Regions from separate parts of the Homo sapiens genome. Here region 1 is linked to region 2. Evidence: chromatin loops called from intact Hi-C (ENCODE). Cell type or tissue: IMR-90. All regions are shown on one strand. Links, peaks and the distances in the headings refer to the core of each region. The heading gives the core; the rest is flanking DNA.

Region 1 (12,989 bases), core at 2,250-10,249, 590 kb before region 2:
AGGTATCCCAATCCAGATCCCAAGAGAGGGTTCTTGGCTCTTGCACGAGAAAGAATTCAGTGCAAGTCCACAGAGTAAAGTGAAAGCAACTTTATTAAGAAAGTAAAGAAACAAAAGAGTAGCTACTCCATAGACAGAGCAGCGGCATTGGCTGCCCAGCTGCTTATACTTACTGTTAATTCTTGATTATACACGAAACAAGGGTGGATTATTCATGAGTTTTCTGGGAAATGGGTGGACAATTCCCAGAACTGAGGGTTCCTCCCCCTTTTAGACCATGTACGGTAACTTCATGACGTTGCCATGGCATTTGTAAACTGTCATGGCGATGGTGGGAGTCTTTTAGCATGCTGATGCATTATAATTAGCGTATAATGAGCAGTGAGGACGACCAGAGGTCACTTTCATCAACATCTTGGTTTTGGTGGGATTTGGCCGTCTTCTTTACTGAAACCTGTTTTATCAGCAAGGTCTTTATGACCTGTATCTTGTGTCGACCTCCTGTCTCATCTTGTGACTAAGAATGTCTTAACCTCCTGGGAATGCAGCCCAGTAGGTCTCAGCCTTATTTTACCCAGCCCCTATTTAAGACGGAGTCATTCTGGTTCAAACACCTCTGACAATAGTAATCATAACCCAAACGTGGATTCCCTGCTCCATAAGCCCTTGCCTCCCCCTGTATCCTCAATTTGCTGTCACCTCTGCCCCTAGTGTAGTGGTGGTGGTGGTGGTAAGGGATTTTGGTAGGATCTCATCTCACTGCTACATTAAAAACAAAAAAATATATATATTTCTACTTGGGAGGCTGAGGCAGTAGAGTGGCATGAACCTGGGAGGTGGAGCTTGCAGTGAGCCAAGATCGCGCCACTGCACTCCAGCCTGGGCGACAGAGCAAGACTCCATCTCAAAAAAAAAAAAAAAAAAAGTATTTCTGACACCCTGATGTCCCCAGGAGAATCCCTGAATGTAGATTTCATTTCCTAGTACTTCTCTGCAGGCAGGCCTGAGAGCCATTGGTAACCAATGATAGTGTTTTTCTACTGGAAAATTTATTTCTGAATCACAGCCTGTGTGGGCCTGCTTTATCTGACTGCTGTGCCACGAGCCTTCCCTTCTACCATCTCCCACTTTGCTCCCTACTCCTCAATGGCCTTTCACTTCCTGCTCTCTCTGCTTGCTGGATTTTACCCTTGTTTCTTGTGCCAGTCCCCCCTCCCCTTACCTTTAACCTTCAAGTCTTAGTTTCAGTTCCGCTTAGGCTTGGACTAACTCCTTTTTTTATAACCTCCTGTATTCCTATGATCTTTCTTCTGGGTAGGACCTACATCCAGGTTACAATTCGCTTTCAGTGTTGTCTTCCCCACTGGGCTCCATCCACTAGGGCGTGGGCTATGTTTGTGTTTACTGTTAGAGTCCGAACTCCTAGCACGTGTCTGTCACGTAACTGATCTACAAAAACTGTAACGTAGAATTGAATTGAAATCAGAACTCTAATCTTCAAAATTAAAAAAAGAAATAGTGTATCTTGAAAGTCAGTGTTTGAGAAAACCAAGTTTAATGAAGAGTTAAATGAAGATTTCTGAAGCTTTCAAAATTGACACATATGAACAGTAAACTCTTTATTGAAATCTAACATATGGAAAAGTGTCCAAATCCTAAATGCACAGTTTGATGAATGTTCACAATGTGAGCACTCCCATGTAACCACCCCCAGGTCAGAAGACTCCAGCACCCGAGAAGTCCCCTTTGTGTCCCCTGACAGTGAATACTATGTTTTTTCAACTTTAATTTAAAAAAAATAATTTCTAGGCTGAGTGTGGTGGCTCATACCTATAATTCCAGCACTTTGGGAGGCTGAGGTGGGAGGATCACTTGAGCCCAGTAGCTCGAGACCAGCCTGGGCAACATAGTGAGATCCCATGTCTAAAAAATAAATTAGCCAGGTGTGGTGGCACACAGCTGTGATCCCAGCTACTTGGGAGGCTGATGTGGGAGGATCACTTGAGCCCAGGAGGTTGAGGCTGCAGTGAGCTATGATTGTGCTACTGCATTTCAGCTTGGGCAACAGAGCAAGACCCCACCCCCACCAAAATAATAATAAATAATACTAATTTATAATGGTACTTCATTGTTTGTAGATGTGAGTAGCACTGAATATAAACGTGGGATCTTAGATAGGTTAATCTCTCTGTGCCTTAGCTGCCTCATCTGGAAAATGGAGATGCTAATAGTAGCTTTCTAATAGGATTGATCCTAGAATACACAATAAATGTTAGTGATTGAATCAATCACGGTCAAGCTAGGAAATAGGAACCTTGTTAAGTCTTTCAAACAAAGGAAAAATAACAAAGAAAACTAGTGTTGGAAGAACAAAGAAGCCCAGCAGTTTAGTGAGACAACCCAGAGATCATCAACAGCAGAAAGTGGCTCCCATCCTTAGGCCTGGAGGAACAAAAGAACGAAATGGTCTTGTCACAGCCAATTGTCTTGACTAGGCAGGAACTGGTACCCCTGAGAGAGGGGCTGTCCAGCAGGTAATAGAACTGTGAACCTAAAAAACCTGAGACAGGTCTCAGATAATTTAGAAAGTTTATTTTGCCAAGGTTGAGGACACACGCCTGTGACACAGCCTCTGGAGGTCCTGACATGTGCCCAAGGTGGTAGGGGCACAGCTTGGTTTTATACATTTTAGGGAGACATGAGACATCAAGCAATATGTGTAAGATATACATTGGTTCAGTCTGGAAAAGTGGGGCAACTCGAAGAGGGGAGGGGGCTTCCAGGTCATAGGCAGATAAGAGACAAATGGTTGCATTCTTTTGAGTTTCTGATCAACCTCTCCAAATGAGGCAATCAGATATGCATTTATCTCAGTGAGCAGACGAATGACTTTGAATAGAATGGGAGGCAGGTTTGCCCTAAACAGTTCCCAGCTTGACCTTTCCCTTTTAGTTTAGTGATTTGGAGACCCCAAAATTTATCTTTCTTCCTCAGAACCATAGAGGAATCACAGCCGCTGCCAGAAATGATGTCACTGAAATAGCTGTGGCACTGAGGGCAGTGGGTGGAGGTAAACCCTGATTTCTCTCCTCCTGCCTTCCAGTCTAATGCCAGTGCCTCCCGGGGGCCAAACCTATGTGGAAGCCAGAGGGTGAGGAACCTGCGGAAGGTTGTTCAATGTGATTTAGAGCAGGGGAAATACTCTTGTTGTTATTATTATCTAATTTCAAAGTATATACCTTTCCTTATTCTTGATAAAAAGTGTTTCATTAGCATTAATCTTATATTTATTGATAAATACTAGGATTTCTTTTGGGCTCATGTGGGAAACCAAAATATGCCACCCTAAAATATGCATCTTTGGCATATTCAAGATGGCTGTTCAGCAGGGCTGCAGAGGCAAGAATGGCTCTGGAAAGCTGTCCTTTGTAGGGGAGATTTGCATCTGTGGAGGATATCTACCTTAGTGATGAAAACAGCAATGTAGAGGTGTTCTCTGAAGTCCCCTTATCTGGATCCAGGAAAGATTAACACTCAGGAAACGGAGGCTAAAAGTCTGACCCTTTTAGAGGTCTGACACTTTTACAGAAACTTTCCACAGGGTGCCATCTATTCTTTCTTAGGGCTGCGACCTGGGAGGCTTTACCTGCATCCCAGGACAGCTTTTGCTCACCATGCCTTTCCTCCCCTCACCCTTCCATAACCTGTCACCATGTTCCAAGCCCCTCTTTCCTTCTGTCTGGTATAAAAACTGCAGTCATATGGCCTTCTTGGAGTCTTATAATTGCAGGACTCCCATGTCCATGTGCATATTGATAAGTTTGTATGTCTTTCCTCCTATTAATCTGACTATTGTCAGTTTATTTCTCGGACTCAAACATCAAACTTCCCAAAAGAACAGGGAAAATTCCATTGTCCCTATACTCACAGGTGGTGTTCACATAACATTGCTGTGTAACAAGCTACTCCAAAATTGCGTGGCTTAAAACAGCAACAATCACTGATTTGCTCATAAATATGCAATTTGGGCAGGGCTTGGAAGAGGCAGCTTGTCTCTGCACCATATGGTAATTTGACTGGGGGCCAGAGAATCCACCTGCACACCACTGTATCCCCAGTGCCCAGAACATGGCCTGGAACATAGGAATATATTGCTATAAAAAAATTTGACTGGCCAAATCAATCGCAGCCTGAAACAAGCCCCACTTCTAGATTTGCAGTCATTTGAGCCAATATACTTTCTTTTAAGTCAGTTTGAGATGCATTTTCTGTAGCTTACAACCCAAAGATTGTTAACTGATAGGAAGGAGGTGAGGAAGTGAAGGCAGAAGTAAAGAGTAAAGTGTCTCAGAGATGCAAGAAGTGGTATCCAGATTACCAGAGATTAAGGAGAGCTGTCCCCAGCAATGGAGGAGGAGTAGGAGTCCCAGACATCTCTTGGTGGCAGTGTCCCAAAGAAATGGCAAGGCTCAGAGAGGCAGGGGGTGGACTAGGGAGGCAGCAACATGGCCAGGTGAGGGAGAGATCCCAGCAGCAAGAACAAAATGAACCATGATTCTGTAACTAACACACAAAATCAGCAGATAGCCACCCAGATCTGAAATGACCATATAGGAGAGTGGCCATCTGTGCAGAGGCCAGTAGGAACAGACGGAGGGCCCCCAAAATGTGGGTACTGCATGGGGCCGCATAGTCTGATGACTCCCAGGAAGTAAAAGGGAAACTCAAAAAAATGACTGAGGTCAGTTTCTTACCAGCCTGGCAGACTAGGGGCATGGCATGAAAAATTAAGTTGATTTTTAGAAAATAAATTTTCTCAACATCAGGATTTGGAGACTGAGATTCACATCAGTTAAACAGGAGTGATCATGAGCTTGTTTAAGTTGCAAAGACTGGAGGAAATGGTGTGGGGGGGCGGGCAGGTGAAGGGACTGGTGGGGGTTGGATGCTGAATGCTCAGGAGGTCAGGATCCTCTTGAGCCCTGTGGAGGGAAAGTGACTTACAGGCTCTTCTACTACAAAAGATATTTATGTTATGCAAATTAGCTTATAGATTATTGGTTAATACAGAAATGATGTCAGTGAAAGGCAAAAGCTTTGATGATTCATATGCAATTTTACCCAGTACATTAATGTTTTATTCCACTAAGAAACAACAGTGAATGGCAAAGTAGATCCGCAGAGATGAACACAGCAAGCCACGGAGGAAAACCATACTGTGCCGGATACTCATGACTCATCCCATGTTTGTCTCCTGTCTTGATTTGGCCATAGGTGGAGTCATGCTCAACTTTTGTTTATTACATTCTTATCTCCATAAATCAATAGGCTCAACTTGTTCTTATACGCTTTGCATCAAGCTAGCAACACTTTTAAAAAGTAAAGCTTTATGTTTCTTTAATGAGAACTTGTCTTTTTAATTGTGCTGTCATTTTACTAAGATTGTTATTTTTGTGAGTACTGTGGTTAAGTTGTGTACATTTTAAGTGGTTCGTTCCAACCAAATGTTTCCATCAGCGTTATTGTTTTAATTGTGCATCTTTGCTGAAGTATTGTATAGATTTTTCTGGAATTTCTTGTACTTCTTGCACTAGCCTCCAGGTGGCATCACCAGCACCAGACAACTTCTTGGCTGTCACCAGACAACTTCTTGGCTGTCGTGGGACTCTGAGAGGTGTGGGCCAGGGAAGTAGTGGACTGGGCAGTGCCTGTTCTCGCTATCAGCATTTATGTGTACCTTGCCTTCTCTAAATTTGCCTATTGGTCTTGTCCACTAACTATTCTTACACAAAAATCTAGCTTTGAGGACAGAGGGTTTTTCTTTCTTCAAAGAGCTCCTACCAGTTTGTGTGTGTGTGTGTGTGTGTGTGTGTGTGTGTGTGTGTGTGTGTGTGGCTTTGGTTGATACACGAAGCAACTACTAAATCCACTTCTCTACCCTGACCCCTCTTCCAAGTATTACCATCTCAATACAACAACCCCAAGAGTGGCTGGTTTTGTCCCCACTAAATGCCCAAGTACCACGGAGCTAAGCACCATAGAAGCACTTTGATAGCTCTGAGTAATGCACAGCACGATTCAGTGCCATCTCTCTGTTCTTTCTTTCCATTTCTTCCCTGCTTCCTACCAGCAGGCTCTGTTGATATTGCAGTTATAAAAAATACCCCTCCAGGTAACTGTCATTGTTCATTAGATCTTCTATTTATACTTGACAACCTTTTTCTTACATATATCGACTTCACCACATGAACATTTTTAATAAATATATTGCCGTAAGTTGCACAACCATCTACTCCTTTGGAATCCTTTCTTTTTTGTTCCTTTTTTTTAAACAAAAAAAAATATGTTTTAAATTTGCCTAGTATAAGTGCTACTTTCTACAGAAGGCCTTCCCAGGTTTGTCTTAACCAGAATTATTCTGCCTTCCCCCATGCTCTGATAGCCCTTGGTTTGCACCTATATAAAAGCACCTAAATACCAGTGCAATGGAGGCAGTAGAGTATGCTGGGCAACCCACAGCCTCTGGAGTTGGGAGAGCCTGGCTTTGTATCCTGCCTCTTTTAGCTTCAAAGACAAGTTATGAGAACTTAACCACTCTGGACCTCAGTTTTCTCATCATAAGATGGCAGTAGTAATATCTATCTCATAGGGGCTGTTGTAAAAATTAAGTAATGTTATCTAAGGTACTTAGCAAAGTACCTAATAGAGTAGTTCTGTGTCTGGCATATAGTAAGGATTCAATTTATCTTGGAGATTATTTAGAGAATTTTGGACATTTAACCATTCACTTAATAAATAAATATTTATTAACAATAATTAATTAATAATAAATAAATAATATAATAAATATTGTGAATAACAATTCATTCACTTAATAAATATTCACTTACATAAATATCAACAAATATAAATACTCCAGTGGGGAGAGACACATGTAACCAAACAAATATATAACATAATATCAAATACTGGTGAGTGCTGTAAAGAAAAATCAAGGGGATAAAGGGAATAGAGAAGGATGAGGGGTGTAGATGCAGTGGACAGGTAAGAAGACCACCCTAAGGAGGTGATACTGGGGCAGACACCTGAGGGCAATGAGGGAGGGAGGCATGAGAATGTCTTGGGAAAGAACATTCCAGGCAGAGGAAGTAGCAAGGCCAGAGGGAGCATTGCTGGCCTGCTTGAGGAAGAGCAAGGAGTGAGTAAGAAGAGAGTGGGAAGAGTAGAAGCCAGAGAGATGGATGGGCCGCGAAGAGGATGCAGAGGCAGGCCAGATCGCAGTGCCAGATAGCTTGTGCAGGTCTTTGGAGTTTCTACAACATTTGGCTGGATTTAGTAGCAACTACTATATTTTTCAGTCTGTAAATCAGATGCCTTCACTTTTTTTTTTTTTTTTAAGATGGAGTCTCATTCTGTCACCCAGGTTGGAGTGCAGTGGCATGATCTCAGCCACTGCAATCTCCACTTCCTGGATTCAAGCGATTCTCCTGCCTCAGCCTCCCGTGTAGTTGGGACCACCTGCACGCACCACCATACCTGGCTAATTTTTGTATTTTTAATAGAGATGGGGTTTTGCCATGTTGGCCAAGCTGGTCTCGATCTCCTGACCTCCGGTGATCTGCCTGCCTCGGCCTCCCAAAGTGCTGAGATTACAGGTATGAGCCACCGTGCCCAGCCTGCCTTCATTTTTCTAGAGCTAAACTAGAGTTAAACTATTTTAAAGTCTCAGTCTGCTCACTGGTTGAAAACTGGGCTAGTCAATTCTAGATCATTTCACGTTGAAATTCAATCAATTCTGAAAAACATCTAAGGAGATGTCTCCTGCTTCTCTTCAGGATAGCATCTCTGTCCCCAGATGCTTAAGGAACATTACATCCTTACAAAGGAAGGGTATTGATCTGGCTGACATTCCTTACCTGTCTACACTGTCATTTGCTGAATGTATGATCCTGTCTGGTCTTCAAATGTTATCTCTCCAGGCTGGCATGTGTTGAGATGCCCATGTCCCCATCTGGTCTTTGGCCACAACCTCTTGTGACACCTTGTACCATGCTGTCCCCTTGGCATAACCCCTTAGTTATCTGGTTTTGTCTTTCAGGTAATTTTTGTGGCCCTCTAAAGATGAGGAAAAGTCTAGAAAAGTCCACCTGTTCTCTTAGCCTGCAGGCTTCTGAGGCCCAGTGGCATCCCATACAGGCTTACTGTGCTGAGCCATAGCAAAGTGGCATGGAATTTCCATGAGACTCAGCCTCCAGATTTCAGATGGGAAGCTGGCACAAATCTCCTCTACCCTCAGATCACCCTAAACTTATCTAGACATCTGGAGCTAATCCTAGATAAAGGCAGATGAGATATTTTGTTCTTACTTTAGTTAAGATAGATAATTTTAATCTTATTTTCCTTGCCCTCATATTCCACCCCAGCCTGGAGGATTTTTATACAGTGTTATGAGAAGGAGTGGGAAGCAGCAAATCTTTTCTGATTTACATCCGGACCAAGGCTCTTGAATTTAGAACAAAAAAATGCTGGACTACCTTTGTCCTCTAGTTCTGCCCCTCTGAGGTGAAAAGACTCCCATCCAATGACCTGCATGGGGATGGTCACAGGACAGAAAAAGATCTGTGGGGAAAAAACATTGGCTAATATTTCACAATATCATATTGCCACATTTGTAACTATTTACACTTTCTAAAAGTACCTGGTCAAGAAAAAGGGTAAGAACAAGAGAACTGTTCACAAGTACATTCTGGTGGACTAGGTCAGTTCATGGACTATATCAATCAGTGTCCAATCAGACACAGAAACCACACAGTAAATCAAACAGGAAATATTTAATAAATAGAATGATCAATTATAACAGATGATTGATTTAAAAAGTGTAGGGGGAATTCTAAAGAATATTCAAAAGTACTGAGGGAGAATACCCAACAAAGGACAAACTTGGAAGTGGGAGTGCAGGGAATCCTCTCTAAGGGTGGGACTCGGATCTCATTGGAGAATGTATTGCTGTAGCCACTGGATAATGAAGAAGTTGGCTGCGTTTCCCTGAGCTCAGGTGGGGTCTACATTCACCAGGTAGAGGCCAGAGGGCAGAAAACATGGATGGGAGTGGCCATAGGAAACACCTTCCCAGAATGCAGGTGGACTGAGGCTGGGTAGCCAACTGTGGGGATGCCCGCAAGACTCACTGGATCCACCAGCAGAGATGCCAGTGAAACCTGACAGAAGTGAGTGCTACCGCATGTCCCTCTCCAAGGCATCTTTGTCAGTGGCAAAATAAGTACAAGAAAAAGAAAACAGAAAGACCGGAACTAGGAAGAGAAGCCCCTTCCTCCTGTAGTTTCCCTCCAATGCTCTCTACTGAGAATGTTTAGCATCGTGCCAGTGGCAAAGATGAAATCCTTACAGGGCCTGGTTCCATTAACAGAGAGGAAGTAATGAAAGATGAATTTGGAGCTGAGAGGCAATAAATTGATAACTAATATATGGATGAAATGCAGTGTTAAATGTGATCAATTGGGTGTTAGCAGGGCCTCTAGAAGAACAATGGATTAAGAGTTGAGCACAAGGCATTGTAGCAAGTAGTAATGATATAACAAATACTCTGCCCTCCTGGAGTTTGCATTTGGGGTTGGAGCAGGCATAGGTTGACTGAGAATAAATAAGTAAACAAACAAACAAAAACACAGATCATAATTGGTGCCACGACAAAAGTAAATAGAGAACTATGATAAAGAATAAGAAGGGACCCTTTTTAGCCAGGCACAGTGTTTCATGTCTGTAATCCCAGCACTTTGGGAGGTTGAGATGAGAGAATCACTTGAGTCCAGGAGCTGGAGACCAGCCTGGGCAATACAGGGAGACCTCATCTCTAAAAAAATGTTAAAAAATAGCTGGTGCATGGTGGTGGTCCCAGCTACTCAGAAGGCTGAGATAGGAGGATCACTTGAGCCTAGGAGGTCAAGGCTGCATTGACCCTGAGCTATGATCACCCGACTCCACTCCGTGGCCTGGATGACAGAGACCTTGTCTAAAAAAAAAACAAAAAAAAACAAAAAAAAACAAAAAAAAACAGAGAGAGAGAGAGACCCTTTTAAGAATAGGTAGACATGGAGGACCTCTCTGAAGAGTTAGCAAAAAATTCTGGATGATCTTGAAATAGTCGAAAAAGATTACTAGGTCTCTTGACCAGTGTACCCTTCAAGTTATTCTCTGCCTATCATTTTAGTTTTTTTTTTTTTTTGCTATATTTGAGCTATTTTATAACTCTGTAAATTGCAGATAATTGATAGCAATGCAAATGAATCCTGTCCTTGGACATGCAAATGAATGCTGTCCTGTGAAAGTACAATTGATCTCCATTCCCCTACCCCTCTGTGGAAGAAGTCAGTTTCACATATATTAAGCAAATTCATTTTAAATGCATGACGGCCTATCTGTGTAACTGCTCTTTGGATCCTCCGTTTAATCCATTGTAACATCATATGGGTTCCTTCATTAATTAGTGAGTTAAGTGAAATTTTTGACATGTTCATTTTATATTCATAAAAAAGTCATAACTTACCTTTAAAAAATAATTACAGTGAGCTATGACCATGCTACTGCACTCCAGCGTTGGCAACAGAATGAGACCCTGTCTTAAAAAAAAAATCACCCTTTAACACATTTAAATTCAATCCCCCAAAGACTCCAGTGTGAAGGATACTCAGCCAACATTCACATCATATCAGGATTGAACGAGCTGAACAGACTGTCTACTCCTTCATTATTTGTGTATTAACAGATGCCAAAAATCACCTCTGCAAGATGGGTTCAAGAGACAACACAGGCTTTTGATTTAGAGATCTGACTCACTTTTATCAAGAGTGTTCATGAAATCAAGGATACATTGATTTTTCTAACATTGTTGGCAGTTAAAAGAACCTTTAACAGGACTCATATATTTCTGAGCTCACAGCAGGGTCACGTTCATAGAATTTTAAAATAGCACAGAAAACTTAGAAATCATGTAGTTCAGTTCCCTCATTTTATAGATGAATTAGGCCAAGAAAACCTGGGTGACTTGTTCAAGATGATCAACTAATTTAATGGCAAGCTGAGATACAAACTGCTCTCTTCCTCTTAGTCCTGTACTCTCTTACCACCACAATGTTGGAGCCAACCAGAATTTCAAAAATGATTCCTAACAATGGCCTCCACCTCTTCTTTCCCCCTTTATACATAATATTCACTCTGAAAAGAATGGGAGTGTGTGTGTCAGTGAGGGATGGTATATTTTAAGGAAAGAGTTTTGGATCCAAAAACAGTATTAGTTTTTCAACGGGTTTGACTATGTATTTGTGTTTCTGAGTTTCTGTTTCTTCAACAGCAAACTGGGCACAGATTCTTATTAAATAATTATTAAATATTAATAAACTGCATAATTAAGATTACTAGGATTAATAATCTATACAAATAAGCTTGCACATAGTAGGTGCTCAAAAGCCATAGCTAGTATTAAATGGTAACCCTCCTCCCCTAAATCATTTATATGCCATAAAAACCCTTCAGTATTTGAGGAATGTGCAGTTGACACTACTGACACTTTTATAATAAATTAGCATTTTATGTTTAAATGAAAGTTATACACACACCCCCACACAGCTGTTTAAAAAAAAAAACCTGTTTTTATTGAATGAAAAATCCACAAACGTAAGTCAACTCTATACAAATCAATATTCTCTGCACCTCCCACTGTTTCATTTGGATGCTTGAAAACAATTCTTATGTCTTTAGACACAATCTGCTTACTTTCAAATTGCCTAAAAGGAAACACAAAACATTGTATTTTAAAAAGTACAATAATGGGCCCTGAAGAATGAAGCAATCCAAGTGAAGGCACAGCTCTGTATACCAGATCTGCTGCATAGGCGAGGGGAGGCTAAGTGTGGTGATGACCCAAGGCTTATCCTCATCAGTAAAAATGACCCATATTTGCTTAACACTTTACAGTGAACACAGGGTTTCCCTTCCCTTCCCTCCCCTCCTCTCCTCTTCCCCTCCCCTCCCCCTCTCCTCCCTAATCCCCCTCCCCTCCCCTCCCTTCCCTTCCCCTCTCCCCTTCTCTCTCTTTCTCTTTCTTTCCTTCCTTCCCCTCCCTCCCTCCCCCTTCTTTTTCTTTCTTTCTTTCTTCCCTTTTCTTTCCTTTCCTTTTCTTTTCTTTTCCCTCCCTCTTCCTTTCCTTTTCTTTTCTTTTCCCTCCCTCTTCCTTTCCTTTCCTTTCCTTTCCTTTCCTTTCCTTTCCTTTCCTTTCCTTTCCTTTCCTTTTCTTGACAGGGTCTCACTCTGTCACCCAGGCTGGAGTGCAGTGGCATGGTCTTGGCTCACTGCAGCCTCCATCTGCCAGCTACATCAATCCTTCTACCTCAGTCTCCCTAGTAGCTGGACCAGGCCTGGCTAATTTCTTTGTATCTTTTGTAGATATGGGGTGTTACCATGTTGCCCAGGCTGCTCTCTAACTCTTGGGCTCAGGGGATCCTCCCCAGGGTTTTCATTGTATTAGTATGTTCTCACACTGCTAATACAAATGTACCCGAGACTGGGTAATTTATAAAGGAAGGAGGTTTAACTGACTCACAGTTCAGCATGGCTTGTGGGGGGCCTCAGAAAACTGACCACCATGGTGGAAAAGGAAGCCAATACACCCTTCTTCACATGGAGGCACCAAGGAGAAGTACCGAGCAAAAGGGGGAAAAGCCCTTCATAAAACCATCAGATCTCAAGAGAACTCACTCACTATCATGAGAACAGAAAGGGGGTAACTGCCCCCATGATTAAATTACCTCCTGCTGGATCCTTCCCACAACACATGGGGATTATCAGAACTGCGGTTCAAGATGAGATTTGGGTGGGGACACACCCAAACCATATCATTCCAGCCCTGACCCTTCCCAAATCTCATGTCCTCACATTTTTAAACACAATCATACCCTTCCAACAGTCCCCCAAAG
Region 2 (12,989 bases), core at 2,334-10,333:
CACAGCTTGCTCTCGCTCTGTCTCATCTATCTATCTTAGTTTTAACCATCAAAAAGGCCTGGAACCAATTACCTGCTCAGCAGTACTGTTTCCCTAACACCTAGATTGTGGTCTTGAAATATTATTTCACACACACACACACACACACACACACACACACACACACACACACACAAACTAGGCTCATTTAGAGAAAAGGTTGGGTTCAGGCCTGGGACAGAAAATGTACAATGGGAGACTGGAACATCATGTCATACTTGGAAGCAAGGAAATTTCCAAGTGTTACTGAGTTTGTATCAAAAGGGCTCAGGAGACATTTTGAACAGCTTGTCTTGGCCAAAGAGGGAGTAATCTGATCATCAGAAGAATAATAACTGCAATGGATTGGGACAATGCAATATGTTTAGTCCATGAGTTCATAAGAATTCCCCCCCAAACTCATTGGCTCCCACTGAAGGATGCTAGGGAACTAACTCATTATTTTGACAACTGGTAAGTAAAGGAAAAGAATAAAACACGTATCCAGCCTTTATTATATGAAATAAACTTCTGGGTAAGCAAATAATTGATGAAAGGAAGTTTCTCTAAACAGGTGTATCCTAGCTAATAAATGAAGAAACGATAGAATGAGCATAGCACCATTTTGCAAACTCTATTAAATTAATGGAGTATTGTGCACGAGTGGCTGCTGACATCACAAAAAGAGGGACAAAACGTGCGTGCCTCCTGTGGGAAGGCGACACCCCCTATGAATGAGTCTTGTCACAAAAGTCAAACTTGATCCAATCGAGCCTTTAGTTCTAACTGCAGACTTACAGAAGACACAGAATACAGAAAAACATGTTGAACTCTACTAAAGGAATGCAACTGGCAAAGTACAAACTATAGGAAACTATATGACAAAGGATCTGGTTTCTTCAAGAAATAAATTGCAAATAAAAGAAGGAGATGGGGACCTGGGAGATAGAAGAGACCAGTGCTGACTGTAAGAGAATTCAAAGATTTATTAACGTTAATTATTTGGATTCCAGTTCTAACATCTGGAAAAAAAATTTATGAGATGATTGGAAAATCTGAATACAAACTGGATATTTGATGACAGTAAGAGACTATTGTTAATTGTTATTATGACAATGGTATTGTGGTTTTTTTTTTAAGAGTGACTTTAGTGGTATATATTGAAATATTTATGGGTGAAATGAATTTGTAAACCTGGGATTTGTTTCAAAATATTCTAGGAGGAGAAAATAGGTGGGGTCATGGATACCAACCTAGCAATGAGTTGATAATCGTTGCAACTGGGTGATGGATAGATGAGGGTCCACTATACCATTCTCTCTAGTTTTGTAAATATTTGGAATTTTTTGTGGTTAAGGTTGAAAAAGTGTGTCTGTGTGTGTATGTGTGTGTGCCTGCATTTATATAACTATATATAGAAAAGTTTTGGATGCCAATTTGCTTTACTTTTATAAATTATTTTACATTATAAAGTAATGCATATGTGATGTCATAAAATACAAAAATAAGTACATGAAATAAACATAACTGAACAAAAAAGAAAACAAGGAAAGTTCTTTTCCTAAGTCCTTCCTCTTCTCCCTCCCTCATCCCACTCTTAACAATTTGTTGTCCAATCGGACATATTTTTGTACCTTGCTAAATCTCTTTCTTTCTCCCCACCTCTCTGTGTCTATCATCTATTTATATATCTACCTACTTATGTATCCATCTACCCATCACTTTTTTTTTTTTTTTTACAAAAATGAGACTTTATATTTCCTAAGTCTCTTTTTTCTTCCAAGTGTGAAACTTAGAGAGCTTTCAGTATTACTAGGTAGGGCTGCGACTGTCTGTCTTCTGTGTAAAGCTGCACAGTACTCCACTGCATGGACTACACTGAAATGTTAACAATTGTTATTTGTGATGAGATTATGAGTAACTTAAGCTACTTTATTGGTGCCTATCTGTAGTTGGTCCACAATGACATGTATTTTTTGTAGAGTACTGTATTTAAAGGACCCCCTGCTATGGGAAGGAATTATGGATCTCCAGCACCCGGGTCTCAGAAGTTTGGGGTTTTCATAAATTGAGGCATTTCTGTATCTAAGTATAAATCCCTAATACAAGAGATCTCCTCAGAATGGGCTTTGGCCATAAAACCCAGATGGTGGCCCCAGCAGTGAGGGATCAGTGGCCTTCCAACTTGGGTCCCAATAAGGTTTATCATTAGAAGCTGCTCCTGAAGTCAGGGAGGTGCAAGGTTCAAGGAAATCTCTTGGCAGCAGCCAGGAGAGTATGAAAGCACACAAACACACACATACATGGACACACACACATACATACAGACATACACACCCAAAAAAACCATACAGACACACATGAACACACATGCACACACACACAGACACACACACAAACACACACACACACACACACACACACACACGAGACTGTCTTCCTAGACCTGCTGTAAAAGGGATGACTCAGCGTTATTTACAGGTTGCTTCTGGTCTAAACTCTGCATTGCTGAAGAAGAATTTGAAGAGTACCTGGATAGCACTGAGGCCATGGGCTGGCGTACCATGTTTGGGTCCTTGAACACATTCTGCAGAACATTCCAGGGCTTTCTGACAAAGGAGGAGAGGTGGTAGAGTAGGCTTAGATCCAAGTCTGGCTCAGGCACTTAGTACTGGGTACCACTGGGCAAATCACTTAGTCTCACAAAACTGAGATAATATTTACCTCACAGGGCTGTGGTATGAGTAAAATGGGATTATGAATGCACACCCTAGATCCTCCATAATCAGATTGATTAATAGATCACCCAGTAACAAAATTTTACCCTGCAGTGGGCCTATAACAAGCTTAGCTCAAAATTGATTTTGCATTTCTTACACATAGGGATTATTTTGTATTAAGACATTTCTCCCAATCACATCAGGTTAGAAGGGAATACAATGGAGGAGAATAACGTCAACCTAGCAGGGTTGGGTAGTGGGATCCTCTACGTAAAGGGATTAGCCCCTAGTACGTGCTCAGTAAGCTTAAGGTTCCTTCTGCAGCAGTATTGGTCAAGTTGGTCAAAGTCCAAACTGTGCAAGTTGTGGGTAGGACAGCATGTTCTTCTGTCACCCTCCCCTCACTGTAATTCCCAAAGCCTCCATTATGCGGGTGGTGGGGTGTGGGGTCTGCTCACTTTGCCTCTCTCTAGCTGCCCTCATCCCGCCCTCCTGATCCTCGTCCATTTCCTCAGGGGCCTGAGAAGACAGGTTAGGGAATCACATTAGTCTTGATAGGAATCAGGTGTTCATGGATGGTCCTCCCAGGTGACTTGCCTGCGGAGTCCAATGTGGGGATTGCAGGCAGGCTGATGGGAGAGAATTCTGGGAAAGGGTGCTGACACCAGCACACTGGAGGCCACACAAAGTCCAGTGGTGTCTCCTAGGTTTGTTTGCCTCTGTTAGACAGTAAGTGGGCAATTAGGAACGCTAAGGCATCATATTAAACAGCCTCCTGCTGCTCCCTCCTCTAGTGCCTTTAACCTCTGCTGACTTCATGCCCTTGAATCAGCTCTCACAGCCTGGTGGGATCCACTGGACTTGCAGACTTCATCTTCCTGGTCCTCTTCACATTCCGACTTGTGACCTCCTTCCTACTTAGAAACCCTCTTCCCTTGGCCTCTGGACTCTGCTGTTTTCTGGCTTTCCTTTGCTGCCCCAACTTGGACTTCTTGGAAGGTGCCTCTCTCCGTGCCCATTCCCCACATGCTGGGGTCCTCAGGGTTCATTCCGACCCTCTTCCCTTCTCTGGAGCGGGTGTGTGTGACATTCATTCTGTGCCCACAATCACTGATGACTTCCCAATCTACCTTGGCAGCCCCTGCCTCTCATTTCCAGATGGGCCACTAACTCAGGGGTCCTGGACACACCCAACTCCATATGTGCCACACAGAACACATCGTAGTGTGTCTGCCACTCGCTCCTTGCCTTGGAGGTTCACTACCCACTTGGCGGTCCAGGCTGTACTTTCACAGTGCCCTTGATTCCTCTCTCACTGCCTGCAAAGTCCTGTCAGCTCTACTTCCTGATGCTCTCACCTCCAGCCCCACCCAGGACCATCTGCCCTTGGCAAATGTCCACTCATTCTTCAAAAGTCAGCTCTGGCAGACACCTCTTCTGGAAAACTTGCCCTGCCTGCACCGGAGCCCCCACTATAGGACACTACGGGCGGCTTCCCCTCCTGTATGATAGAGAAATCTAGTCTGTTATTTTCTACAGCAGGCATTTAAATAGTTTCAAGTGAAAACCCCATAAAGTCAAAATCATCCTTGAAGATAACTTAAACAGCTCATCATTGGGACAGTGGCTATTTGTTTGGTTGAACACCCAGTGGGACAGTACTTTCCATTTAGGGTCTATAAGGTACAAAAAGACTAAAAACTATCCATATCTTTTTAACTCCAGAGATTCACACTGCAGCAGAGATGCTCGTATTGTGAGAGGCATGAGGAGACAGAAGACTACATTCCACTCAACCTGGGCTCAACTATGGCAGGGGTGTGGATGAAGGATGGGAGTGGTATTGTCTGCCTTAAATACTACCCTTCCTTTACCTTTTAAATGCTGAGCATGTAATTGAATTTGCCAAAGTTACATAGGTGAATGGCGGCCTCCTCTCTCTGGTAGCTTCTCTATCTTATCTCCCAGTTCTGAGCATCCAGAGGGCAGGGACATCATCTAACTCATTTCTGTAGCCCCAGAACCTAGTAGAGCATCCGTTCCTAGAAGAGACAGAGAGCGCTGACTGAACAGATAAGTCATAAAACTTTTCCTTGGACTTCTCCAGAGATGTGGAACTCCATAGAAAACGGAACAACCCATTCTGTCATCTGAACAAATAAAGTAGACCTACTGGTTCAAGGTCTCTATTAGCTTACCATGATTCTAACTGGAATTAATGACAGGAAGTAGAGTTCCCAAAGAAGAGCTGGTTGGCAGATAGTAATATTTCTTTGAAGCCTCTCTTGTGGTTGGACCCAACTCATTGATGGGCTTTGGATGGGTTTCAACAGCGGGTAGGCTTGCTCCTCTCTTCCCTAATCCAGGTCTAACAAGATGAGCCCCATTTAAAAAGGCAGGGCAGTTATCCTTTAAGTGAGCACAGTGACTCTTCACAGAAGGACTGATTTTAATAGCCCAGTGCAAGACCCCCTTTAAGGTACAGAATGATTCTGGCACATCAGTAAAGTGTTACACAAAACAGACGTTGAGTATTCAAAATCAAAGGCGTTTTTCATTCACGTGAAAAGGGATCAGTAAGCCGCATGAAAACTGGGGTGTGTAAAAGTCTCCAGGGCCTCTGTCCACAGCAGGAAAAGCTCAGAGCAGATTGGACACAGGGGGAGGCAACCTCAGCCGCCCGTAACTCAAGAGATAGAAGGCAGTGATCTTCCTGCACCGCCTGTTTCATGTGCGGGCTCCTGCTTCTGATCTTATGGCAGTTGCCTAATTGCCAATGACTGTTTCTGTGGACACGAGGGTCTGCTAAATGTGTAAGGCCTGCATTTTTCCAGGGGAGACTTTTTCCTTTGCACATAAGCCAAAGATTCCTTTATATACAAATTCCTTCTTATGTAGGTCATCGGATTCTTACGCGGGGAGCATTAATGCTGTGTTCAATGCACACAGCTGAATATGGACATTATATATAAAATCTGGTAATATGAGGCAGTGTGGATGCCGGATGGGAAGAACAACAATGTCATATGCATGTCTTCAATTTCTTTCACACATGAGACTGTACTCCCTAACTCAGTGCTAGGTAAATACTTTAAGCTGTTTTGTTTCTGAGAGTGGAGATGGCTTTACTTTCAGTCAACCACACCCTTTAACCCAGTCTCCATTGTAATCAAAAGTAAACATTTATAAATTTTTGAACAAAAATTTAAACTTACTACTCCAACAAAGATGAAACCCTACCCTTAGCATGAGAGGCTGCCCCACTTAGGTAACCAATCACATAGCTGGATTGAACTTAATCTAAAAAGAGGAAAAAATGCCACTATACAGGGATGGAAATTAAGTTTCATAAGAAAGCCATTTCCAAGTAATCATGATGATAGCTGGTACTTATTGAGCATTTGTTATGTGCTCAATTGATTGATTCAATTAACCTATGAGTAGGTACTATTATTATTATGGGAGACAGGGTCTTGCTCTATTGCCCAGGCTAGAGTGCAGTGGCATGATCATAGCTCACTGCAGCCTCAAAGTCCTGGACTCAAGTGATCCTCCCACCCTCAGCCTCTTGAGGAGCTGGTACAACAAGCATATACCACCATGCCTGGCTAATTAAAAAACAAAAAATGTGTGGCCGGGCACGGTGGCTCACGCCTGTAATCCCAGCACTTTGGGAGGCCGAGGCGGGCCAATCACGAGGTCAGGAGATCGAGACCATCCAGGCTAACATGGTGAAACCCTGTTTCTACTAAAAATACAAAAAATTAGCTGGGCGTGGTGGCAGGCGCCTGTAGTCCCAGCTACTCGGGAGGCTGAGGCAGGAGAATGGCATGAACCCAGGAGGCAGAGCTTGCAGTGAGCCGAGATCGTGCCACTGCACTCCAGCCTGGGTGACAGAGCAAGACTCTGTCTCAAAAAAAAAAAAAAAAAATTTGTAGATGAAGGGTCTTGCTATGTTGCTCAGGCTGATCTTGAACTCCTGGGTCCAAGTGATCCTCTTACCTTGGCCTCCCAAAGTGCTGGGATTACAGGCATGAGCCACCATACTGGGCCAGTAGGTACGATTACCTCATTTTTACAGACAGGAAACTGAGGCAAAATAATCTGCCAGAGATCATAGAAGTCAGTAGGTTGTGGAGGTAGGATTTGAAGGCAGTCGATTTGATCGCAGAGTTCTTGCTCTCGACCACAGCATGCTCCTGACTCGCAGCTGATGGGTTGTGGCTGTCAGAGCTTGGTGTTCAAGAGTCTGAGATCAAATTCAGGTTTAGCACAATAGACTGGCATGAGCTAGATTAGGGAGCCACCGAGAATGGGAGCACATATATGTGTATTTGCCATCTCTGACTTTATTTAAATGAAAAAGTCCTATGACATCTGTACTATCAGAACTGTGCCTGTCTCATAATCTCTATAAATATTTACTCCTGGATTTTTGTAACATCTGACACTGAATAAGGTAATTAGAATAACTCTCCCTGCAGGCAGAGCAGGTAGTAAATCACAAACAGCCTCCTGTTTCATTGTCTGGACCGATGTTTCCATATTTCAGGTCCTGACAGATTATAGACATCCTTGGGACATGCAAGACCCAGAGTAACGATGAAGGAAACCTACCCGTAACTCACAAAGAGAGTTGTCGATGCTGAGATTTCTGTGCTGGGGACCCAGCCCTATTGCTGTCATATTAAAATGCAAGCAGGACTTTAGCTTGTGTGGAAGAGGGCCCTCCCTAGGACTTTCAAGCCCATTTGCTCCCACAGGGCCATTCAAGGCAGAATTTTCAGCGTTGGGGTGAACTGGGAGCTGAACAGTCCCTGCCACATGGCAGGCGGGCAGATGCAAGGCTGAGGGGTGATTGAGTAAATGATGAAAATCAGCATATGTCCTTGACAAAAACCAAAAATAGGCTAGATCTAGGACAAAATCAAGCTGGGGGCAAATGTGAATGACAACGGAGATTATGATTGATCTTATTTTTATGACTATAACATTACCAACAGATCTATAAAAGTACAGTGTACAACAGGAATGAAACTTATTTAACTTAATGACCAACAAATGATTGACAGCAGCTTGATCTGATGCCATGACAACTGATACATGAAGAAAAAACAAGGGTTTGCATTCATGTTCACATTTGTTAATACAGTCCCTCAATTATCCAGAAGCAGATTGGCTATCAGTTTCCTGAGGACAAAGCTGCAAAAGATTTGCTGAGACTGTTCTCAATTGCTCTGGAATTTAAAACACTTTCATACACATTGTCTAGTTCAGTGGTTCTAAACTGGGGGTGATTTTTCCCGGCAGGGAATGTTGGGCGATGTCTGGAGACATTTTTAATTGTCATGATTAGGGTACATTACTGGCATCTAGTGGGTGGCAGCCAGGCATGTTGCTGAACATCCCACAATGCACAGGACAGCCCCACAACAGAGAATTAGCCAGCCCCAAATGTGAGTAGTGCCAAGCTTGAGAAACTGGCCTAGTTTGAAGTTTACACATACAAAGAAAGAAAAGCGAATCTCTATCAAGTGTGTAGCATGGGGTAGGCCCTGTTCTAAGTGCCTCACTTGAATTAACTCATTTATTAATCACAGCAAACCTATGGGGTAAGTACTATTCTTACTCCTGTGTAAGCCCGCATAGGTCATTAGGTGGGGAGGTATTATATACCCACTGAACAGATTAGAAAGTTGAGACTCAGCTTATTAGTGGAAGCACCTTGGCTCCTTCTTTGTTGATAATACCACTGCCAACTCATTTTTAGGACAGCAGCCCTAAGGCTGGTCATACTCTAAAGCAAGCTTGTCCAACCGGCAGCCCATGGGCCACATGTAGCCCAACACAAATTCATAAACTTTCTCAAAACGTTATGAGATTTTTTTTTTTTTTTGAGATGGAGTCTTGCTTTGTCACCCAGGCTGGAGTGCAGTGGCCCAATATCAGCTCACTACAACCTCCACCTCCTGGGTTCAAGAGATTCTCCTGCCTCAGCCTCCTGAGTAGCTAGGATTACAGGCACGTGCCGCCATGCCCGGCTAAGTTTTGTATTTTTAGTAGAGATGGGGTTTCGCCATGTTGGTCAGGCTGGTCTTGAACTCCCAACCTTGTGATCCGCCCGCCTTGGCCTCCCAAAGTGCTGGGATTACAGGCGTGAGCCACTGCGCCGAGCTGTGATTTTTTTTTTTTAAAGCTCATCAGATATCCTTAGTTTATTTTATATGTGGCCCAAGACAATTCTTTCAATGTGGCTCAGGGAAGCCAAAGGTTGGACACCCCTGCAAAGAGAGCTGAAAAATCCCAGCACCAAACCACCCCTGCAGGTGCCAAGGAAGCTGTGCAGCACCCAGAGCGTCTCTGCTGACTTCAGGGCTTTGCTGTGGGAGAGGCGATGCTGTCCCATCCCTTCAAGGACTTGGACAGCAGACTGACATGACCAGTTGAGATAGGAAGAGAAACCGTGGCCTTCCAAGCACTCACTTAGGCCCCCTTTGAAGTGGGATATCTTTATGGGAGTAGCAGGGAGTGGAGAGGAAGCTAGAGGGAGAAAGCGGAAACCTCCAGACCCAGATTGCTGAGCCTCTCCAGCAGATTTTCTGAGCAGGTTTGGGGAGGGGCCTGAGAATGTGCATTTCTATCAAGTTTCCAGGTGATGCTGATGTTGCTGGTTCAGCGACCAAACTTTGAATACTAGTGGCCTAGAGGCATCCCAGTTGAGTGTGGCTAACCACCCCCCCCACTCCAAAGATCTGTCATTACTTAGCCAGAAAAGACATTATTATTCCACTTTCTTCAAATACAGTGTTCCTAGGAGTCACTATTTGAAGTACAGCAAACTCACCAAACCACCATGCAAGCTATATTAAAAATGTGCCTGCAAACTTCATCCCAGCATCCAATACAAAAGATGTTGAATTCATCATGTTTTAATTGATTCACATCACACCTTGCCTCCATTAATGTGGATGACTGGGAGTTAGCCAGACTTAAAATTTATTATGCATGGAACGAGAGCTATTACCTGACCTTGAAAAATACTTTGAGCATGGTGTGAGATGTTAGACTTGTGAGTAAAAATGTGAGTGTCTGGTTGTGCTGAGATTTTCTGCCGTGACATCCTGATCAAGACTGATTTGCTGAAGCAAATCTCTTCACTGCTTCTGAAGCCTCTTTCTAAAACTCAAACTGGTAGCTTGGCATTAGTAATCTATATACTTCTAGATTGCTACTACTTTTTCCCCCCATTTAAAACTGCCTTTTTAAAGCTTGGCATTAATTTCCCACTAATCTTGGCCCTGTGGGCTGAAGTAGTAAAAATCAACTTTTGGTCAACAAATGAAATAAACTGTTTTCAAGACACATATGGAGTAAATATGGATGGTAAAGAGGTGCTACTTTTACAGTCACTTTTCTGATCATCCGTTTCACAATGGAATTATTTACAGGTCTCTCCGAAACTGGCTCCTCTATTACTCAGACGGCGGAGAACGGATGGGCCCAGCCACCAGCCCTAATGTGCTCACCCTCATGTGGTTCATTACTGCAAATAAAGGTGTTAGCCAAAATGCTCTGAAGCAGCTGAAAACTATCCCATTATGTAGCACCCAATCAAGGACTTCTGTGTTTTTTTCAATCCTTTACTTGACTCTCACCACATGGAAGCATTTTGAGAACGTTCTGTGGGTTTCATGAAACCATTCTGGGACTCCCGCGCCGACGACAGGCCTCACTTTGATGTCAGTGCTAAAATGGTTGTTCCAGGGAAGTGTGCTCACTAAGTCCACCACCTTCCTTCCGCCCATCATTGTTAAACAGGGCAGCTTTCACAAATCGCTTTTGCAAAATCCTATGGGTTCTGCACTTGGTCCTAGTTTCCAAACTCTCTTCGAAAGGAAACTCAGGGTTTGCCTTTCCTAACCCTTGCCTGATGAAGTTGTACAGTTGTACACTGCCAGTCCTGGCAGTGCTGTTAATAAGGTGTATGATATGATTACTGGTTATCATCAATGAAGGCAATAACAAACATTTGTGAACACCTCTTTTGTGCCAGGCACTGTGGTAAGCCCTTTAGATGCGTTATCTCATTTAATCTTAAAAATAGCCCCAGGTGTTGGTACTATTATATTCCCTATTTTGAAGATGGGAAAACTAAAAGAACACAATATGTTATATTTGGAGTGACATATCTATTATGTGAAGAGACTGAAACACAGGTTTAGAGCTTGTATTCTTAAACTCTTAAGTCACCTGGTAAAGATTAAAAAAACTTATTAAACAATGATGTACATTCAGAAAGGTAAAAAGTCCTCAGTGAATATGGCTTAATGCATTTTCATAAAATGAACACACCCATGTAATCAGCACTCAGGTCAAAAAAATATTACCAGCATCCTAGAAGCCCCACTCTTGCACCTCTTAGCCATTAGCCACCCCACTCTGCACAGGGAAATCTTATGACTGTTCATATTATATCTTAATTTTGCCTATTTTTGAGCTTTAAAGGAATTGATATGTTTCTTTTGGGATTAACTTTATTTATTTACTTTTTTTTGAGACGGAGTCTCACTCTGTCGCCCAGGCTGGAGTGCAGTGGCGCAATCTCAGCTCACTGCAACTTTCGCCTCCCAGGTTCAAGCAATTCTCTTGCCTCAGCCTCCCGAGTAGCTGGGACTACAGGTGCCCACCACCATTCCTGGCTAATGTTTGTATTTTTAGTAGAGACAGGGTTTCACCATGTTCGTCAGGCTGGTCTTGAACTCCTGACGTCAGGTGATCCACCCACCTCTGGCCTCCCAAAGTGCTGGGATTACAGGCATGAGCCACCACACCCCATCTGGGCTTAAATTGTTTTGCCCTATATTATATTTGTGAGATTACCTATGATATTATAGGTAGCAGCAGCTCATTTTTCATTGCTGTATAGTATTCCATTGTATCACTGTATTCATCCATTCTCACACTGCTATAAAGATACTACTCAAGACTGGGTAATTTACAAAGGAAAGAGGTTTAATTGACTCACAGTTCTGCATGCCTGTGGAGTCCTCAGGAAACTTAAAATCATGGTAGAAGGGGAAGAAGACGAGTCTTAACACGGAGCAGGCAAGAGAGAGAGTGGGAGAGCAAAGAAAAAAATTACCATTTATAAAACCATCAGATCTCGTGAGAATTCACTCACTATCACGAGAACAGCATTGGGGAAACCGCCCCCATAATCCAATCACTTCCTTCCCTCAACACGTGGGGGTTACACATCCCTCCCTTGACACGTGCGGATTCCAATTCGAGATGAGATTTGGGTGGGGCATAACAGCCAAGCCATATCAATGACCATCCCACAATTTATTCTGTTGTTAATAGGCAGGGATTATTTACAACCTGGGCTACTATAAATAATGCTGCTAGAAACATTTTTGTACACACATACTGATAACACACTCATATTTCTGCTGGCCCACACCTAGGAATGGAATTGCTGAGTATGTTTAGCTTTAATAGATACTGCCAAGTTCCATCCGTGCTGTTATGAATTGGCAAATGTCTTCAGGGGTATGATGGACTGAACTGTGTGTCCCCAAATTCACATGTTGCAGCCCTAGCCCGCAGCATGATCCCATTTGGAGATAGGGCCCTTAAGAGAATAATTAAGGTTGAATGAAGACATATGAGTGGGACCCTGATCCAACAGGACTGGCATCCTAAAAAGTGACACCTGAGCTCACTCACATGCTCCCTTATTGTGTGCCAAGGAAAGGCCACGTGAGGCTGCAGTGAGAAGGTGGCCACAAGCAGCCAGGAAGAGAGGCCCACTAGACCTAACCCTGTGCACATCTTTTGTCTTGGACTTTTGAGCCTCTTGAAATGTGAGAAAATACATCTCTGTCGTTTAAATCCACCCAGTCAGTGATTTCACATTTTATTAGCTGGAGCTGGCAAATCCAGAAGAGTTGTGAAGAAGCTGAGCTCACTTCAATGTACTTCCTTTCTATATGGGATCTTGACCTCTCTGATCCTGGCATCTGGGCAATTTTGTGCCCACAGTCTTGTCTCCCCAGCCCTTTGATTCTGTCAAAGCTCATGTCAGGGTCACAGCCTCTTCAATGGCTTTGGTGTGGCTTTTCAGCCTCATCCTGTGCCACTTCCAGCCTCGCAAAAGACTGGAGGGAAAAAAGTGCTTTGAGGGTGGTCTGTAAAAGGTTACTCTATCATTACTGGAAAAGAAAATCTAATTATTTATAAACAACTCTT

Evidence for each region. Hi-C counts contacts between places; a loop is a spot of excess contacts. Peaks named below come from ENCODE experiments on the same cell type or tissue, not always from the same donor. Only the 100,000 strongest peaks of a DNase experiment are listed, where the experiment ranks them.
Region 1: a loop joins it to region 2, with 5 times the contacts of the local background. A loop is called at or near these places in 1 of 110 quality-filtered maps.

Annotation. Positions count from the first base shown.
Region 1 is chr12:107,097,520-107,110,508 of GRCh38, reverse strand. It overlaps LOC124903009 (a long non-coding RNA gene), which reads right to left. Exons shown (of 2, transcript XR_007063445.1): 2 at 11,647-11,801. Among named protein-coding and RNA genes, the nearest start is that of CRY1, 10 kb to the right of the region's middle. In IMR-90, for the core only: a CTCF peak has its summit at 5,594 (motif pointing right); no DNase peak of the experiment used is centred there; H3K27me3 peaks cover 1,883 bases.
Region 2 is chr12:106,512,348-106,525,336 of GRCh38, reverse strand. The region is part of intron 1 of LOC100287944 (a long non-coding RNA gene); the gene reads left to right. Among named protein-coding and RNA genes, the nearest start is that of RFX4, 64 kb to the left of the region's middle. In IMR-90, for the core only: no CTCF peak of the experiment used is centred there; a DNase peak (open chromatin) is centred at 5,606; H3K27ac peaks cover 615 bases.